Regions from separate parts of the Homo sapiens genome. Here region 2 is linked to region 1. A link is a loop called in an ENCODE intact Hi-C map of the cell type or tissue named here. Cell type or tissue: heart right ventricle. All regions are shown on one strand. Links, peaks and the distances in the headings refer to the core of each region. The heading gives the core; the rest is flanking DNA.

What was found. A loop is a pair of places that touch in the nucleus more often than their neighbours do. Peaks named below come from ENCODE experiments on the same cell type or tissue, not always from the same donor. Only the 100,000 strongest peaks of a DNase experiment are listed, where the experiment ranks them.
Region 2: a loop joins it to region 1, with 2.2 times the contacts of the local background. A loop is called at or near these places in 4 of 110 quality-filtered maps.

Annotation. Positions count from the first base shown.
Region 1 is chr1:33,567,207-33,577,398 of GRCh38, reverse strand. It overlaps CSMD2 (CUB and Sushi multiple domains 2), which reads left to right. Exons shown (of 71, transcript NM_001281956.2): 49 at 1-103; 50 at 4,708-4,893; 51 at 5,673-5,867; 52 at 7,852-8,025; 53 at 9,558-9,806. Among named protein-coding and RNA genes, the nearest start is that of ZSCAN20, 100 kb to the right of the region's middle. RefSeq lists an enhancer at 3,071-3,240. In heart right ventricle, for the core only: a CTCF peak has its summit at 4,823 (motif pointing left); a DNase peak (open chromatin) is centred at 1,758; H3K27ac peaks cover 4,878 bases.
Region 2 is chr1:33,516,434-33,526,878 of GRCh38, reverse strand. It overlaps CSMD2 (CUB and Sushi multiple domains 2), which reads left to right. Exons shown (of 71, transcript NM_001281956.2): 66 at 1,836-1,997; 67 at 3,460-3,572; 68 at 5,329-5,416; 69 at 6,929-7,067; 70 at 7,202-7,414; 71 at 10,309-10,445. The coding sequence ends at 7,361. Among named protein-coding and RNA genes, the nearest start is that of ZSCAN20, 49 kb to the right of the region's middle. RefSeq lists an enhancer at 6,754-7,290. In heart right ventricle, for the core only: no CTCF peak of the experiment used is centred there; no DNase peak of the experiment used is centred there.

The DNA.
Region 1 (10,192 bases), core at 1-8,000:
GGCTGCAACGCCGGCTACCGCCTGGTGGGACACAGCATGGCCATCTGTACCCGGCACCCCCAGGGCTACCACCTGTGGAGCGAAGCCATCCCTCTCTGTCAAGGTGAGAAGCAGGTGGAAAGGGGGTCACAAGGTAGCTCGGATCCAACTCATATCTTGGGTTTGTCCCAGGACTAGTCACTTCCAAATGTGGGTTTCCTCTTTGATAATTATTTCATTCTTTCCACAAGCATTTACAAGATCTGTAGTGCGTAGCAATCTCAGTGTTTTGAGATCCATGGGGGAGATGGGTATGTGAGCACATCAATGCAAAGTGGCAGAGGAAGGAAGTGTCGTGTCAGGAGCATAATCAGTGTTGTGGGAGCCCAGAGGTGAGAAAGGATCTGCTTCCTCCTGGCCAGCTGGGGAGGGCTCCCAGCAGAGGGGATGCTTGGGTTCCGGCTCATAGAGCAAGTGGGTTGATCAAACACTTGAAATGTGTCAGTCAATTTGCATGCATTACCTTTTATGATTTATGATTTTATGATTTATGACAGTTTTTTCCCTTCAAGTAATATACATTCAAACTAAAAATCTGAAGAAGAAAAAAAAAAACGGTAGATAATGCAAAAGAAAAAAAGTGAAAATGAACAATAAACCTGAGATCACCACTGTTAACATTTCAGCACATTTCCTTTGGTCTTTTATGTATTGATTATAAAAATAGGATCATCCGTGTACAAAGCTCTTATAGATTTTGTTTCCCATAATGCTGTGCAACCACTGAAAATCATGGTGAGGAAGTATATTTAACTATATACTATTTTTTGAGACAGAGTCTCCCTCTGTCGCCCAGGCTGGAGTCCAGTGGCATGATCTCAGCTCACTGCAACCTCTGCCTCCTGGGTTCAAGCAATTCTCCTGTCTCAGCCTCCCGAGTAGCTGGGATTACAGTCACCCGCCACCATGCCTGGCTAATTTTTGTACTTTTAGTAGAGACAGGGTTTCACCATATTGGTCCGGCTGGTCTCAAACTGCTGACCTCAGGTGATCCGCCCACCTCGGTCTCCCAGAGTGCTGTGATTACAGGTGTGAGCCACCGCGCCTGGACTCTATTGTTAATATTATACTTCGTCACCATTATTTTCAATAGTTGCACAGCATTATGAGAAAATTGTCATTCATTTAAGTATCATTCTCTTGTTGGTCATTTGGATTTCTATATTCTTTGTGACGATAAACTTATAATTCCATCTTTATGAATATTACATATTTCCTTAAGGCAAATTCTCAGAAATGAGATTCTCGCATCATAACGTATGCGATTGACAGCTGTCGATACTGATTGCCTCCCAGAAAGTTTGTCCTCATGTATAGCAGCATGTGAGAACTGTCTTTTCTCCCACAGTCTCAACGTTAGGCACTGCATTTAAAAAAAGAAGAAAACATTGCCAACTACATAGACAAAAACAGGAAATCACATTGCTATTTGATTTTTCCTTTGGTTCCCAGTAGTGGTGAAGTACTTTTTAATGACATCTCTCATCTCTAATCCTCACAACCTTCTCGCCTGTGCCTGTGCTTTCTCAAAGAACAAAAACAATGTGCTATTAATAATCTACTCTACCCCTAAGCAAAGGTCACAGTGAACTGGCTGTCCACAAATGGCAAATGGCATTTGGCTTTGGTCTCTGCGTCTCTAACTGCATTAACAAGGACAAGTCTTTTTTCCGGAGCGCCAGTTGGAACCTACTAAGCCTCTCATTTCTGTTACCTTACATCACCACCCAAAATTAAGCCTCCACCAGACTTCAGTTGACCCATCCCCATACTACTGTGCATGTCTTCTCCCCACTGCACCCCTTGCCTCCCACTGATGCCCTTCCTCTAAGCCTCCCACTGTGTTCTCTGGAATCCTAGTTCCGTGGCCAGCAAGCGTACACCCTCAGTCCCTACCCAGCTGGCTGTCTTCACTTCCTCCCTCCATGGAGACCATGGCTGTCCTCTGAGAGCACGTATGCTGTGGCCCTTTCAAGTGGATTGTTAATCCCCCTCCACCCACCTCCTACTTCCCACAGAATTCTGGGCCAGGAAGGGCCTGGCATTATTCCACTTCTCTACTGCTGTTTCCAAACCATGACTTTTCCACTCTTCCTTTAGAGACTCTATGCCTCCTAATGCCTTCTCTCTCCTTCCCCAGCCCACTCTCTCACCTGTGTCTCTCTCCCTCAGAGATCTCATTCCACCACAAGCCTCAAATACTTTGTGATTGTATCCCCTCCTCCTCCTACCCACAGGAAGTGTCCCTCTTACCACCGGGTTTTGGGGACTGCATTTTGGCATGGAGATCATGAGACACAGGCTTTTAGTATCTCAGGCTGGAGTATTATCTTCTGTCCCCTTAGTTATCTACAAGAGCAAGGCCAGGCCAGGGCCTGTGAGAAGTGGCTGCCGCCCACTTCCTTCACTGCCCTCCCTGGATTGACTCTCCATGCAAGACACCAGTGGAGATCCAAGTATTTCTTCCCAAAGGATTTAAGGAAGCTGGGCAGGTAGTTGATGTAATATGACAGCTTAGCTAACCTAGTTCCACTGAAGGAGCTCATAGCCTTTCTGATTAGTCATTAAGAGTCTCATGTTTAAACACTCTCTTATTTCTCATTCCTTCTGTGTTCCTGATCCTCCTCTTCTGGAAAGTCCCACACTTAGATCCTTCTTCCATCTTGGTATTCCAACTTCTCTCCCTCTGAACAGTCTACCCTCCTCCATTCATAATGGAGCCCCAGCCTGATGCCTCTTATTGGTTCTGGAAATTCTTATAGCATCAAGCATCTTGTTAGGCAATCTCAATGGGACTCTGCCCAAGCTTATTCTGGCTCTAAGCGAAAAAGTTCTGAGCTCTAGACTAGTAGCCAGAGGGGATAGTGGATGGAGGCAGTAGTGGGTACTTTGACGGATTAATCTTTCCATCTGTAATACCCCCTGAGCTGTCAAAGAGCAAGGATGATTTATAAGTATTACTTTCTTTCAAAGACCAAACAGTCTACTCTTGCCTAAGTAATTCCTATTCCTCCTATAAACATAATGTCGACCCTACTCCTTATAAAATAATAATCCTGGCCATGTTGCTGCAAACATTTCTCTCCTGAGTTGTCCCTTTGAGATTCCTTTTCTTTGTATTCTTGAGTTAGTTCTGTCATTTTTCATATCTCATATATTGTCCTTTCCTGGTTTTCACCCTCTTTTTCATGGGGTATATCCTTAAGTAAATTCCTCAGAAAGGGTTCACAAGAGGTGCATTTTCTGAGACTTTACATGTCTGAAAGTGTCTATCTTTTTGCCCTCACACATGTTTGGTCAGTTGACTGGGTAAAATTCTAGTTTATAAATCATTTTCTTCAGAGGTTTAAAGCTTTGTTCCATTATCTTTGAACACTCACTGCTGATGGGAAGTCTTATGCCAGTTTGATTCTCGTTCCTTCACAGTTATGTCATTTTTTTTTCCCTCTTTCTAGTAATTTGGAGGAATGCCTGTGTGTCTCTGGACTTCTTAGATACACAAAATTCCGTGATGGTGAATCTAAGAGGGATTCTCTTTGCATTCCTTTGGCTCCCTTTCCATCTGAAGACTTGTGTCTCTCTTCAGCTCTGAGAAATTTTCATCTATGATAATTCCATCCCATCCACTTTTTGTGTTCTCTCTTTTTGGAGCTCTGAACAGTTGGATGCTGGACCTTCTGTATTGAGGATTGATCCGTGTTTTCTGTCATTTTCTCTCATTTTCGGTCTCTTTTTTTTCTATATTCTGAGAAATTTACTTTTCATCTCTAATCCTATAATGCTTATTTCGGCAATCATATTTTTCATTTCAAAGAGTTTGTCCTTGTTTTTTTTTTGTTTGTTTTTTTTTCCTTCAGAGCACACTGATTTTATTTTATGAGTACCGTATGTCACCTTGACTTTCTCAAGATACTACTGATCAGAAGTTTAAAGATTGTGTATCTTCTGTTTTCTAAATTAGCTCTGTTTCCTAAGGGGACATTTATTTTAAACTTTATCTTGGTTTGTCTTGTTCGCACTGCTGATTTTCTTCACATGTATAATGATCCTTGATCGTATTTTAAAAGTAAGGGCCAGGTTGATTTTTCCAGCTATGAGATGTGGATTACGTTTGTTATTTTTATATACAGATATCTTGGTCCACAAAGTCTCTCCTATCAGTGAGAGGTTGAGTTGAGTATGTGGCAGACCTGAGTAGGCAATGGGGCAGCCTTTAGGCCAAGAGACCATAAATCCTAGAATTAAAAGAGCTTTCCTCTGGGATGCCAACTCCCACCATAACAGCCCTAATTCATCCTAAGAGAGATCCCCCCTCAGTGGAAAAGAAAATTCTCTCTTTCGTTTGGAGAGTAGATACTTGAATGTGTCTACACTGTGTTTGTGGGAACAGATGGCGGAGAACTGGTTTCACCCTGAGGCTCCCTCCCATATATTTTGAGCTACAGCTTCTTTGCACTTCTATCTTTATTCCTTCTTCCAAACTTAAAAAAAAAAAGAAGAAAAAACTCTTCTGCTGATGATCCTCCCATTTTCTTTTTTATTATGATACTTTACCCTTTAATTAGTTTTTACTAATAAAAGGACCTTGGGAGGGGAGGAAGGATAAAAATAGTTTCTCAGAATACCATCTTAAAACAAATGCTCATGACATTGTTTTCCTTTTGCTAGCTCTTTCCTGTGGGCTTCCTGAGGCCCCCAAGAATGGAATGGTGTTTGGCAAGGAGTACACAGTGGGAACCAAGGCCATGTACAGCTGCAGTGAAGGCTACCACCTCCAGGCAGGCGCTGAGGCCACTGCAGAGTGTCTGGACACAGGCCTATGGAGCAACCGCAATGTCCCACCACAGTGTGTCCGTGAGTCCTCGGGCAATGGAGGCGGGTGTAAGGAAGGGCTAGGTAGGCAGCTGGAAAGATTCCTGCAAGGAGTGAGCTAAAAGCAAAGTAATGAGGGGGAAAAAAAAAAAAAAACATGGACATGGAGGTTGGAGGATTTCAGAAGAGGAGGCAGGTGCTGAAACTGCTCTCAGCATTGATAACCATTGTGCCCTAAGATGTTTCCACAAACCACCATGGAACTTAGGAATGGCCTGGTCCACTCCCTTTTAGATGGAAAACCTGTCAGAAAGTTTGCATGAATGTCCCTTGATTCCAAAGCTCTAAAAACAACAACTTTTAGGCCAGATCACAAAATGGCAACCTCCTCGACTATGTCCCATCCAAAGACAGAGGTTTTTGTTTTGTTTTGTTTTTTGGCCTACACGGTGCTTTATAACAAATTTTGAATTACTCCACAATCTTTTAAAATCAAGAAATTTTACATTAAAATCCAGATTTCTGTCTTCTCTTGAAAAATGAAAATCTAATCAAATGCAACTCAAACATTCAATAGTCAACCTTGACTGAGTACTATTTCCCTTTTTTAATTTTTAATTTTTTAGCAGAACTGTACTCCCCAGTTTGCCACATCCCCCACCCAACCCACCTGTTCATTTACCAAACCTGCCTGAGAACTGAAGATTCCTGGATTCTTCATTATTGCATTAAGGTCTCCAAGTCCCTAGATCTGGGCTCTTACAAGGTCTTCCAGAATTAATCAAGTAATTAATCCTCCTTTCTTTTCCTCATTTCCCCAGCTGTGACTTGTCCTGATGTCAGTAGCATCAGCGTGGAGCATGGCCGATGGAGGCTTATCTTTGAGACACAGTATCAGTTCCAGGCCCAGCTGATGCTCATCTGTGACCCTGGCTACTACTATACTGGCCAAAGGGTCATCCGCTGTCAGGCCAATGGCAAATGGAGCCTCGGGGACTCTACGCCCACCTGCCGAAGTAAGCCCAGGAAGGGAGGGTGGGCAAGTTTAGCAGGGTCCCTCCTACCTAAGCTGTCTCATGCATGGAGTGAACTGGGGTGGGGGAAAAAGGGGTATCACCAGGGATTGCAGTGTACTGCTTTTTAAACTCTCATCTAGTAGAATCAGGAGCTGGGAAAATGCCTACTCCTTTACTCCTTTAAGGAAGTATTTCTTAGCATCTTCTCATCTTATCAAAAGCTGCTTTTGTCCAGATGAGCATGCACTAATTCATTTCTTTAATATTCTTAGGCTCTTACTATATGCCAGACACTGTAGAGGTTTGAAGATAAAAGATTTTGGTTCCTGCCCACAAGGACTTTATAGTCTACTGGAGAGGCAGACACATAAAGAAGTGATGATAATGTGGTGCGATAAGACCTGAAATGGGAGTGTATATAGGAGGAATGAGGGTAGCACAGGCGACAGGTCACCTAAACCTGCCTGCCTTCTCCATTGTCAATTGTTTTTCTTTGGTTCTTTAATACACTTTCAAAGGTCGGAATCTCTGGGAAGACACTCTGAGACAGAGGCTTATTAGGGGGTGCTCTTGAGAACACCACCTACAGAAGGGAAAGGAGGGAAGGAAGCAGGACTGGGCAGAAGGAGAATTGAGCTCTGATGCAGTATCCATGAAAGCCTTAGCTCACCCCCCAGGGAGCTCTGGATGGCCCTTCAGAATTGTCACAAGTTGGAGCAAGGGAACTGTTATACTGCCACACTGACCAGCCACTGGATGCAGGCTGGCCTAGGAATGGGACATGACCTTCCTAGGTGGGAGGACTCCTCAACCACAGCAATCTGAAAAGGGCTGCCAGCCAAGGGTTGTTTTCCAGCAGCTGGGGAAATAAGTCCCTCGGTCCTAAAAGGGGCTCTGAGTAGCTCATCGCAGCATGCACTACGATAGGGATATGCTCATCATATTTATGTGACCAATGCAGATGTCACAGAGGAGGCAAGTGATTGTAAAGAGGTAGAAGGAAGTGGTCAGTGAGAAGTGGGAGTTTGAAACTGGGAAGGAGGAGAAATGGTGTCTTCCAATGCCTGTGATCCAGGTTGGGCATAGATCCCAGCATTTGAGAGGCTGAAGTGGGTGGATCACTTGAGGTCAGGAGTTCGAGACCAGCCTGGCCGACATGGTGAAACCCTGTCTCTACTAAAAAAAAAAAAAAAAAAAATTAGCCAGCATGGTGGTGCCCACCTGTAATCCCAGCTACTTGGGAGGCTGAGGCAAAAGAATTGTTTGAACCTAGGAGGCAGAGGTTGCAGGGAGCCAAGACTGTGCCACTGCACTCCAGCCTGGACGACTGTGCAAGACTCCGTCTCAAAAAAAAAAAAAAAAAAAGCCAATGTCCGTGATTCATGACACTGTTGTCTTTGCACACTGTGGTGCAGACTGCACAGTGGGATGTAACCACATATGTGGCAGAGTAGTCCCAAGCGTTTGGCAGCCTCACTACAATGCAGCCACTCACATTTCAGTGCAGCCTTGGCGATTAGGCCTCACCTCATACATCAGCCAGAGGCTCTCAGCAGTGCTCTGTTGACAAAGAGTGTGAGGCTGCTGGGCTCAGAAAAGAAGGGCAAGGAAATTGATTAGCAGTGTCTGCCCAGGGCACTCAGGAGCATACCACAGAATCGCCATCTCTTCCTAACCACAGTGCACATCTCAGCCACCTGAGGAGGATTAAAAAAATACACAGGCCAGGGCGCTATCTGCAAAGCTGGTGAGTCAGGCACCTGCAGTGGAGCCGGGCATTTTAAATAACCTTCAGGGGCTTCTGGAGACACCTCCAGTTGAGGTGCCACATCACACAAGTCAGCAACACAACCCATATTCTGGTCAGGAATTCCAGCAGAGTAAGGTTAAACAGGTCTTATTTTTGTCACAGTTCTTGCTAAGCAGAAGCAGCCATGTCCCTCCTCTTGGGGCTGGCTTACTGAGCATCTTGTGATCATTTTAGTCATCTCCTGTGGAGAGCTCCCGATTCCCCCCAATGGCCACCGCATCGGAACACTGTCTGTCTACGGGGCAACAGCCATCTTCTCCTGCAATTCCGGATACACACTGGTGGGCTCCAGGGTGCGTGAGTGCATGGCCAATGGGCTCTGGAGTGGCTCTGAAGTCCGCTGCCTTGGTAAGTGACCTCTGCAGGCCTATCCTGCCCAGTTTTTCTCCTTGAGATAGATTAGATCTTTCCAAAGCTGAGATCCAGTCTTTAAACAGTATCATTTCACCTATTGACATAAAATGCTTAATCCAAACACCAACTATTGGCCATCAGGCATGACTAAAACCCTGGAACAGCTTCTCCTGGGCCACCCAAAAGAAGGAGAAGAACCTCAGATCTAAAGAGACAAGCTTTTGAGGGGTTCTCATTCTGGTTAGAAAGACAATCCCTTCCTATTGGCCTTTGTATAATGAGTGAAGCCCCAGTCTCCATTTTTGGCAAATTTGCAGACGCATTCCTGTAACACACCTAAAATACCTTTTATATTATCTATTAGCAAATTTTACACACAACATATAGATCTATACATATATACTAAGCAAATTACAGAAACATAAAACAACCTGGCTTCCAAAGGACAAAGTTATCATTTCCTCCATGGCTAATCCACTCCCTGGTTCTATGGTTCTGTCTCCTCTCACACCTTTCTTGGACCCCTGGAGTCTAAAAGAGGGCCCCAGCCACATAAACCTAATAGGATAGATTGAATGGTCTGTCCTGGGGTGAACAGTGCTGTCTTGCCACTGTCTCAGGCCCATTAAGGACACAGTCACAGGTTATTTCCACAGAGAGCCAAAGGAAGCTGGTAGAAATGCCAGGAATATATTCTACCCAAATCCCATATAATAAAAAGAATTCACCTAGGTGCTACTCAAGGAGAAGGAAGGAAAGATGAATTTAGCCAAACCATCTGTTTTTACATAGTTGTTTCAACACAGCCAGGTTTTGACTGCCTTAATGTAGACAATGGTGCCCTCCATGCAGCAGATGCTCGGTGAAAAACAAGATGCCCAGGCTAGGTGTGGTGGCTCACGCCTGTAATCCCAGCACTTTGGGAAGCAAAGGCGGGTGGATCATTTGAGGCCAGGAGTTCGAGACCAGCCTGGCCAACATGGTGAAATCCATCTCTACTAAAAATACAAAAATTAGCTGGGTATGGTGGTGGATGCCTGTAGTCCCAGCTACTTGGGAGGCTAAGGCAGGAGAATCCCTTGAACCTAGGAGGTGGACATTGCAGTGAGCCAAGATCGTGCCACTGCAGTCCAGCCTGGCAGACAGAGCAAGATCTTGTCTCAAAAAAAAAAAAAAAAGATGCTCCTGAGTTTGAGTTTTTGGGGGCGTTTCTTGTTTGTTTGTTTGTTTTTTTATAGAAGGCTTTTTTGTATCTGGTTGGTAAGAAAAAGTGGGGGATGATCCTGGGGACAGTGAGGTAACTGATCATTTTGCACACATCTGTGTAGAGACACAGAAACTGAAGCTCAGAAGTGAGTGGCCATTTGGGGTACAACCTTGGGATTTGGGGTGCCAAGTCCTCAACACTATTTTTGTCATGCTGAGGGTTCCTGAAGTCACTCCTAGATTGCTACTCTCAGGGAGAGGTGGGAAAAGTAATGAGTTGTGGGATAGTTGGTCCTTTTCCCCACCATCCCTGTCTCTAGCCACTCAGACCAAGCTCCACTCCATTTTCTATAAGCTCCTCTTCGATGTACTCTCTTCCCCATCCCTCACCAAAGCTGGACACTGTGGGACTCCTGAGCCCATTGTCAACGGACACATCAATGGGGAGAACTACAGCTACCGGGGCAGTGTGGTGTACCAATGCAATGCTGGCTTCCGCCTGATCGGCATGTCTGTGCGCATCTGCCAGCAGGATCATCACTGGTCGGGCAAGACCCCTTTCTGTGTGCGTAAGTATGTCATCCACTCTCCCTAGTCATGGGGCTCAGATTCAACATGGACTTTCTCCCTGTCTCTTAATTAGATTAGCTAGAGGTTTGTTTTAAATATATATATATATATATGATTGCTATTTTTTTTTTCAAAACTGAAAGCATTGTTGATCTAATGTTTTCAGTTCTCTGCATCATTAATCACTGTTTTCACCTTTATTATTTCCTTCCTTGTGATTTCTTTTGGTTTACATTTTTGTTCATTTTCTAGCTTTTGAGTAGGAATTTAATTCATTTATTTTCATTCTTTCATTTCTATTGAGTTTTATTGCTATAAGTGCTTAAGACTATGAAATTTCCTCTGATCACTGCTTTAATTGTATCCTATAGAGTCTAATAATAAA
Region 2 (10,445 bases), core at 1,063-9,062, 52 kb after region 1:
GGCCATACCCAGGGAGCTTCCTGGAAATGGTTACAGTTTAAGATAGGTCTGGGGTCTTTCCAAGTATCACATCCAGAACTGGACACAGACTGCAGATGTGGCCTGACCAATACCAAATTCTTAGAGACTATCACATCCTTTCATGAACCTTCTACTTTTATTTACCACATTAACATGTGTATTATGCAGGAAACGAGGCTAGATTTGGCATCAGAAACTCAATTTGAGTACCATTTTGGTCACTGACCAGCTGTGTCCTTGGACGAATGAGCTTCGCCTCTTAAGCTTCAGTAAAATAGAGATCATAATAATTGCCATAGAGAATGATTACAAGGATAAATGACAATTTTAGTAGCTATCACTGATTAGGTGCTTTTACACATGCAACATCATGTAACATACAATTTACAACATTAGTCATTTAACCCCTAGAATAACCCTGATAAGGTAGATGGGATGGCCACCATGTATAGGAATACAGGCATAGCCTATACAGGGAGAAAGTCAAGGCTTTTGCACATGATCAGACAACTGATAAGTGACAGAGCTAAGATTAGACTCTGGGTCTGTCTGACTTCATTTGCCCATGTTCCAATTCACCATGCTATACTGACATGTCAGTTTTCTCTCTCTTCTCCCCTCTTCCATTTCTCCATCTTTTAAACACCTTTCCTTTTCTCCTCCCTTCTTCTGTCACTCCTTTCTAGTTCCCTCTCTATATCTTTTTAAATATTTTAATTTTAATTGACAAATAATAAACATATTTATAGAGTACAATGTGATGTTATTCTATATGTATACATTATGGAATAAATAAATCAAGCTAATTAACATACCCATCATCTCACCTAATTATCATTTTTTTGTGATGAGAACATTTAAAATCTACTCTTTTGGCCGGGTGTGGTGGCTCACACCTGTAATCCCAGCGCTTTGGGAGGCCAAGGTGGGCGGATCACCTGAGGTCAGGAGTTCGAGACCAGCCTGACCAACATGGTGAAACCTCATCTCTACTAAAAATACAAAATTAGCCGGGCATGGTGGTGCATGCCTGTAATCCCAGCTACTTGGGAGGCTAAGGCAGGAGAATTGCTTGAACCTGGGAGGCAGAGGTTGCAGTGAGCCGAGATCACACCATTGCACTCCAGCCTGGGCAACAATAGCAAAACTCCATCTCAACGAAAAAACTACTCTTTCAGCAATTTTGAAATGTACAATACATTCTTATTAACTATAGTCACTATGCCATGCAGTAGATCACCAAAACTCATATCTCCAGTCTAATGGAAACTTTGTACCCTTTGACCATCTCCCCATCACCCTCCACTCTGCCCCAGCCTCTGTAACCATCATTCTACTCTCTACTCCAATGAGTTCAACTTTTTTAGATTCCATATATAAGTGAGATCATATGATATTTATCTTTGTGTGCCTGGCTTATTCCACTTAACATAATGTCCTCCAGTTCATACATGTTGCTGCAAATGAAAGAATTTCCTTCTTTTTAAAAGCTGTCTAGTATTCCATAGTGTATGTATATATACCCTTTTCTTTATTTGTTCATTCATTCACGGACACTTGGGTTGTTTCCCTATCTTGGACATTGTGAATGATGCTGCGATGAACATGGGAGTGGATATTTATCAGTTCCCTCTATCCATCCACTCTGAGACACAAGACGAGAAGAGGCCAGAGCATTCTACCACCTTCCTCACATGGTAGACATTGGGGAAAGGAAACAATCCCAGTGAGTGGGCTGGGATCAGTCATCAGGCTACCCCAATTCTGGCAGCACACACAAAGTCCCTCTCACATCTATTTCTCAATTCCTCTAGTTCCTGGGGATGTTTTTGCCAAGAATTCCCTGTGGAAAGGGGCCTATGAATACCAGGGGAAGAAGCAGCCAGCCATGCTCAGAGTGACTGGCTTCCAAGTTGCCAACAGCAAGGTCAATGCCACCATGATCGACCACAGTGGCGTGGAGCTGCACTTGGCTGGTAAGGAGCAGGCCCCTCTATGAAAGCCGGGAGGATGGATGGGCACACACCCTTGGCAAGGATGAGCCTAATGGCATTGCATCATACTGTCATGCAAGGCTCAGACTTGTCTGGTGGTCAGGGAAGAGGAAGTGTCTATTCATCTTTACATGATAAAGCACTGTGGACTAAAGGGAAATGTTTAAATGGCAAATATTAATAACCTGAATACATAAAGAACTCTTATGAACAAAGAGAAAAGACTGATATCCCTAAACTGAACCAAAAATAGGGGCAGAGACTTCCCAGGATCCCAAGTACAATCAGTCAACAAACAAAAGAAAAAATATTTTTCAGCAATCATCAAAAAAAAAGTAAACTCAAAATGTCATTTTCCACTTACACCATCAACTCAGAGTGTTTTTAAACAATAACACTTAGTGCAGGTCGGGTTCAGCCATGAACGCCAAATTCTAAAATGGTACCATTCTGGGAAAACAATTTGGCGATTTGTGTCAAGATCCTTGAAAATGATTGGACCCATTAATTACATTTCTAACAATTTTTATCATAAGAAGATACGGAGGGAGTCAAACATTTATGAATAAAGGCTGTTCCCATTACAAGGCCATTTGTAGTATATAAAAACTGGAACTAGAAAATTTCCCTAAAATAGAGAAATGGATATTTTAATGATAGTATATCTACTAGATGAAATATTATGCCAGTGTTGAGGGAAATGCATTCATTATAATGTATTTAAAATATGACTCCAGTGTTTTAAAGGAAAATATTACATTCATAAGAAAGAAAACAGGAATAATTTACAGTAACGTGGTTATTTCTTAGTAAGATCAGGAGAGATCATTTTTTCTTCATGCATCTCAGCATTTTCTAAAATTTTCCCAATTTTCAATCTTTCTATAATCAGAAAAAGTAAGTACCTTAGAAAATAAGTGTTTGTTGAATAGATGGATAGATAAGCAAATGTGTGAGTGAATGAACATATTAATGCACAACCCCACATAAAATCCTATCTACGCATTCATACGTGCACACACCTACGCAACTGCAGGATGACATTTGCTCATTTCACACATGATAATAGACATGTTCACATGCTCCCATGCCCAGGACCTCATGAACTATTGCACCCATTGAACTATCTATGCATTAGTGGACAGATTAAAAGACAAAATCATATTCTCACACATGCCTGTGTCAATAGCATCACAACCTCAACCCGGTAATCCAATTATTAACATACATATGCATATATTAATAATTCTTGCATATAACCACGTTCAGCCTACACAAACCCACACTCAACACTACACTTACGACTTAAAGGGATGTGGAGAATGTTTATATCAACATCTACACATGAAATTCCATCCAGAAACTTACACCCACAAACCCACAAATTTGAGTTTTGAAATTTTCCCATATCTTTCATGTGTAACACCTGAACTTTATTTCCCAGGAACTTACAAGAAAGAAGATTTTCATCTCCTACTCCAGGTGTACCAGATTACAGGGCCTGTGGAGATCTTTATGAATAAGTTCAAAGATGATCACTGGGCTTTAGATGGCCATGTAAGTTCAGCAAACTCACCTCCTCCCCTGACTCCCAGATCACTGGCAGGGAAGAGGAGGACAAAAGGGTGTGCAAACCCCTAGGATCAATCTGGCAACTTGGGAGGAGGTTTTCTGTGGGGCCCTGCCTAGGAGCAGCAAGAGGATCCTCATCTGCTAATGAAATAGGCAAAGGAAAAGATTTTAAAAGACAGAAGACTCAGAGTCCAGAGGTTCACCACATTCAAGAGAGTTGGAGTAAGTTCTGTTGTTTGAACAGAAAGCAAGGGATGGAGGTTGGGGGCAGAGGGAATTCAGGCTAGTTGAAGGTATTAATGTGGTGGGTGGGAGCTGGAAGAAGGCAGTGAGTCTCACATGACTACATTGAACTTCTCCTCACACTTGAGGATGCAGATTGTGAGTGATTAACACAGCTTGAGAGACCAGGACATGGCAGAGGGATAGGACTTTCTTGCATTCCCTTGTGGAAAAGACATTCTATTCTAGGGCTTTCTTGAGGTGGAAGCTGGATCTCCAGTGACACTTCTCTGGCCATACCTTCCTATTTCACACATAGTGGAGTTGAGCATAGCATCCCCTACCACGTCCTCCACTTCTCTGTCTTGGATTGCTGGAGCTAGAAGAGAAAGGATAGAATGAAGCGAGAGGTCATGGTAGACCAGAGTAGCAGAGAGCTAGGGAGTCACAGTGCATTCTCATGGACAGGACCAGCTGGTGGAGGACTGTGGCATAGTTGACTTTGCTTTATAAACACATCAGGAGAACCAAGTGGCTTCTCCAGGGGCTGGCACATACAGGTAGTTCCTTGGTAGGCCCAAGGGTATCTGTAGGTCCCCTTCATAATCCAAGTATGGGCCAGCTTCAATCATCGTGGCCCAAAAGCTGTGCAGGAACAATAGACTCCACCATCCAGGAGGGTCAAAGTTGGGACATGGAGCTAGCAGTGCAGGCCAGGGGAAGATGAGGATGGGGATCCAGAGGGCCAGGAACAGCTGGAGCTACTGCCTAGGACGCCAGACAAGCGTCGAGCCTTTTGATAGCCAGCAAGGTGTGTTTGCGGGGACAGCTGCGGAGGGCAGACAGAGGCTGCTCCTAGCCATGGAGCATAGGTTGGGAGTACCCAGGAGCACAGGCATCCTCACAGCATGCCCTCAGCCGCTGCGGCCCCAGACTGCACATTTGGGGGTCTGCATCTGTCACATGAGCATCAGTAGCAGGAGTTATGTCCCCAGCTACGCCCCCTAAAAAATTAATAGCTCTTAGAACTGTGACGAACTCTCCAATACCTTTAATCTGCAAGGGACATTTTCAGCATGGTTCTGTGTGTTCCATAATGCTCCAAAAGGCGGTTTTTCATCACAGTAATAACAGCTACCATGCATGTAAGGCCTATAAATTAAGTGTTCTGAAGTATTTCATCTTTATTAACTCATTTAATCCTTACAGCCACCCTATGACATAGGTACTGTTACTATTCTCATTTTGCACATGACAAACTGAGGCACAGAGAGATTAAGTGATTTGACCAGTAGAAAATAAAATCTTCCTCCTACCTCATACATGTAGCTGGTGCCCCTGCCCCACCCCGGGCTCCCCGGTCACACCCACCCTTGCCTAGGTGTGGGCAGAGAACAAACCCTGTGTGTCAGAGCAGCAGGTCAGTGGGTGACCTGCTGGGCAGCGTGTATGATGAGAGAGGAGTTCTAGATCCTTCCAGCAGCCTCCCACCTGCTCTCTGTGCTCCCCACCATCACAGGTCTCGTCAGAGTCCTCCGGAGCCACCTTCATCTACCAAGGCTCTGTCAAGGGCCAAGGCTTTGGGCAGTTCGGCTTTCAAAGACTGGGTAACTAGTGCTTGTCCCCCGGAAGTGTGGGCCCGGGTGGGTGGGAGAGAAACCGTGTGTGCCGTGGTCAGGTAGAGGACTGGGGAAGTTGAACAGTCTGAGGCGGGGGTGCTTTGGCCTCTTTGGGATCAGGGATGCCTCTTGAGATTCTGACAAAAGCCATGGAATATCTCTCCAAAAGCAAACACATGTGCATAACCCACTCAACCTTTGACAAAGTTTCCTGTTCAGACCTGGAGAGGAGAGCCCCCAACTCCAGGGACATTGGCTCTTAGATACAGCCCCCAGCCACACCCTCCAGCCAGCCCTGGGTGTCACCCCTGCCTCAACAAACAACGACACTGTGGAGTGTCTTAGAGCTCTCAGGGTGCCTTGACTGTGATGTCGTTTCTGCCCTAGCCCAGCCCTAGAAGACTGGTTTTGTGCCCATTTTACAGATAAGAAAACTGAGCATTAAGGCCACTTCCCTCCCTGGTCCTTCCCTGGCCTCTTTACCTAGCGTGCTTCCTGTCATCCATGTCAAACATCCACACCTTGGAGCCTTGTCCTGGCCCAGAGCCTCTGGGTGCCCAGCCTCAGACTCTGGTGGGGGGAGGGGTCTGGTTTCTCAGAAGCAGGGGAGGGGGAAACAGGAGGCAGCCGCAGGTGCGTGACAGCCTCTCTGTACCCCAGGCACTGACACCTCCCATCGCCGGGGCCCTTGCCTGCCAAGGCAGTCCACTCCATGTCCTCTGGCTCCAAGCTCCTGAAAGCTTCTCTGGACTGAGCCACGGTCTGCTCCCACCCTTTCCCACCCACACTGCTCCTCCCCCGGAGTTGTCCCAGCTCTGCCCTCATGAGCTGCATGGACTGAGACCACTGTCTTCCACACAGCACCCTTCACCTACTGCAAGATGGCCAGGCACGCTGCAAAGGCCTTAGAAAATCACAGTTTTTGTTCTGGCTCCACAGCAGACATCCTGTCCCCTCTCAGAGCCCCAGCCCCTCAGTTAGCAGGGTGCCTACTGGGGCCACAGTTTCTACTTGTGTTCTTCTGAGCCTTCCCAGTCTGCAGGGGAGGGTGAGGAAGGAGGAGAGGCAGCCTTTCAGAAGGAGATGCTTCAGCTTCAACCAGAACAGTTTCACCTTCATCTGTCTTATATTTTGTTGTGCCTGTAAGGTTTCATCTGATAAAAGGCTGCTACAGCCAAAAGAACTTTAGAGACTTCTAAAGGGCTGCACCCTTGTAAGAGTTTCTGTTGAGCCATGGTTTCAGGCTCCTCTGCGGATGGTCCTCTGGGTGCCATCTGAGCAGCACAAGGTAGATGCATGCAGGACCCTGCCCCCAAGGACTGAGTGTGCACGTGGAGGCAGGCGGGCAGCCCTGGGCACACCTGCCTCCCGTGCTGAGCAGGAGTGAGGAGCACCCTGAGTGGCAGCCCTGCTTCCCAAGAGTGTATAGTCGGGGAGGGTAGCCAACGGAGCCTCAGACTGTGTCTCGTGACTTGACTTTTCTGCTTTGGGACTTTACAGACCTCAGGCTGCTGGAGTCAGACCCCGAGTCCATTGGCCGCCACTTTGCTTCCAACAGCAGCTCAGTGGCAGCCGCGATCCTGGTGCCTTTCATCGCCCTCATTATTGCGGGCTTCGTGCTCTATCTCTACAAGCACAGGTACCGTGCAGGAAGGAGGCAGGGCGGGCATCAGGCAGGCCTCCCTCTCTCCCTCCAGGGCCCCCCGCACCAGACCCCTAAGCCTCTCTGTGTCGCTCTTTTCATGCCGTGGGCACTTCCTCTTTTATCGCCAGGAGAAGACCCAAAGTTCCTTTCAATGGCTATGCTGGCCACGAGAACACCAATGTTCGGGCCACATTTGAGAACCCAATGTACGACCGCAACATCCAGCCCACAGACATCATGGCCAGCGAGGCGGAGTTCACAGTCAGCACAGTGTGCACAGCAGTATAGCCACCCGGCCTGGCCGCCACCACCGCCACCGAGAGCCCCGCCTCCAGCAGCCGGTGAGCAGGGGTGTGGGAGGAAGACAGGCCATGACAAGCACAGACAGGGACCTATGCGTGCCAGGGGCTCCACCCAACGGAGTCGCACACACCACATAGACACACCCAGTAAGAGGAGAGCTGTGCATTGAGCATCATTGTGTAACAGGCACTGAACCAGGCCCTTTGTGGATCTAATATATTGAATCCCTGCACGCCCTGTGAGGTAGAAGCTTGTGGGAGCCCCATTACAGATGAGAAAACTGAGCTGCATAGAAACTAACTTGAGCAAGGTCACACAGCTCAGAAGGGGTGGGGTCGAAATCCAATCCCAGGCTGACTGGCTCCAGAAACTGCTCCTCACCCCTGGGCTTGGCAGAACATCGGCATGTACTAGTCTGTTTCTCTCTAGAGAAACAGAACCAACTGGATATATACATCCTCTGGGTCGAAGTCAAGCCCTGGAGATCTGTAGAGCTATACAGAGATGCACATATATCTGTGTATATAGGTATATTGTGTATATATATACATTCATACACTATAAACGCAATACATATACCCCATATCAAGATATATCCATACCTATCCATCTATATATAGATACGCATCTCCGTAGAGCTATATGTAAATGTTATATAGAGATAGAAATATAAATAAATATATATTTAGAGAGAGAGATTCATCTAAGGAATTGGCTGGCAAGGTGGAAATCTAAAGGGCAGGCCAGCAGGCTAGAAATTCCAGCAGGAGTTGATGCTGTCATCTTGAGTCCAAAAGCAGTCAGAGACGGAATTCCTTCCTCTTTGGAGCACCTCAGTCTTTTTCTTAAGGCCTTCAGCTGATTGAACGAGGCCCACACACATTATGGAGACTCAAAGTCTACTGATTTCAAAGTTAATTTTATCTAAAAAGATACCTTCACAGCAATATCCAGATTGGTGTTTGACCCATCAACTGAGCACCATAGCCTAGGCAGGTTTACTTACAAAATTCCCCACATTGAGCACAACAGAGGGGAGGAGCTCCCGGAAATATAGACAGGGGGCAGACACACCCACACGTGTACACGGTCATGCACACACACACACACACATACGCATACATGCACACAGGCATGCATCTGACAGGCCCACTGGGAAGGAACTGATGAATCTAAAAGGCACTGCCTCTTCCTCACTGTGTCCTCCTTCGATGACACCCTCACCTCTGGGACCTATGACCCTTCAGGAGTTGCCCCAACACGATGTCCAAGCTGCACCCCTCTGAGAACTGTCTTCTCCCACACATCCCGCTTTCTGGGGATAGGCAGGTGCCCCCTCTCAGGTCCTGTGCTGAAGGACTCTGGGGAGAAGAGTCACAGAGCCAGCCAGGTAGGGATTCCCAGTGAGGGCGGTGGAAAATCCGCCAAGTGGGCCACCAGCCAAACCCAGGGCTAGTGTTGCGCTCCCTCCCCACGCTCCTGTGCATGGCCGCTCACGTGGCAGATTCTCCCAGCCACACACAAATGGCAGTGCAGCGAGGAAACAGGCTTTTATGAGGGTGCCTGCAAAGGCCACCAACAGAGATGGTGGGGACAGTTCCTGCGGAGGGGGTTACAAGAGCAGCAAATGTCATTATCACTGCCCAGCCCCTGACGTGCTTTACTCCCTTTCTGCCTCACAACTCCTGGAGGATTTCACAGTTTCAGCCTGAGTCCCAGATGGTGAGTGAGTCAGGGACTCAGCAGATGCAGCTCCTGAATACAAACAATTTATGGAAAGAGCTTTTCCCCATCTTTTTACGTCTCTCCAAAACAAACATTTAAATAAGGGTTCCCCCTTATTCCAGTGGGATTGTTTTAGCATGCCAAAATTACTCCTCAAGTTTCATCTGTATGCCCAATCTTTATTTTTTCCTTCTCAGAACTCTTATCAATAGAAGGCAAAAGAGAAAAAGAAAAATCCCCTCTGATGATGTAAATCGGGGCTTGGAGATGATCAGTGATGAATCTGATTCACTGCATGAATTATTGAACAGTGTAAGAAAGAAACAAGAATGCCGCTGACCTCCACACAGTCACTCTTGCTCCACACCTGGGTTCTGCTGGGTTCCAGGTGCTGGTGTGCGCCATGCTGTCACCTCCGGGTCGGCTGGGGTTGGTGGCTCCACATCTGGCCAGCCCTCAGCATTGGCCCCTTGCCAGCAGGCTCTGAACCCACTGCCCAGCCCACAGGTCTCCAGCAGGGCCCCTCTGACCACTTCTGCCCACAGCTGGAGCATAAAGAAAGCAAGAGCCACCCTGAACAGACACACACACATTGCAAATGAGTGACTAGATGGTAATTTTTTTTTAAATAATGCCAAGGAGAAAAGCTGAAATTAAAATAAACACCCTACTAAGGAAGCAACGAGGCCTGTGCGGTCAGTGAGTAACAGGGCGGGGGAACAGGGCTGTGTGATGATGTTTGCCAACCCTTCCTCCATTAAAAAAAAGTATCAAAAATGAGATTTCACAACTGTGTCACTACAAAAATGAATATAATCCAGCCTGGATTCTTTATTACAGAGCCATTATTATCCTAGTCATTTTTTTTTTTTCATCTGATTTTGAAAGAAACTAAAATTAGAATGTTTTCCTGGGTTCCTAAAAGTATGGTGGCCCCCAAGCACTGGGCCTCCAGGTCTAATGGCGAAGTTGGCCCTGCAAGGGAAAAAGACAGAAAAATACATGTTCTGCTGCACGTATTCCCTACCTACCCCCATCCCCAACCTGGGAAGATTAAAAATCAAAGTGAAGATTGAGGTGACTCATCTCTTTCCCGCTTGTGCCTTCTTTTCTTTGCCGCTTTGCTTTTCCTCCTCTGCTCCCGGCCCCTCCCCTCCCACTGCCTCTTTTTTCTTTGCAAACTCAGGTGTGATCTGTTTGTTCCCAGTTCCCCAGGGGGCAGGAAGTAGGCTCCCCTGAGCACAGTGCCCAGTGCCCATCTTCGTTCGTCTCCTTGCCTGTGTCTGCTACTGCTGGGACTCAGGCCCTCGCCCTGCCGCCATCTATGCCAGTTACCCTGGAGAG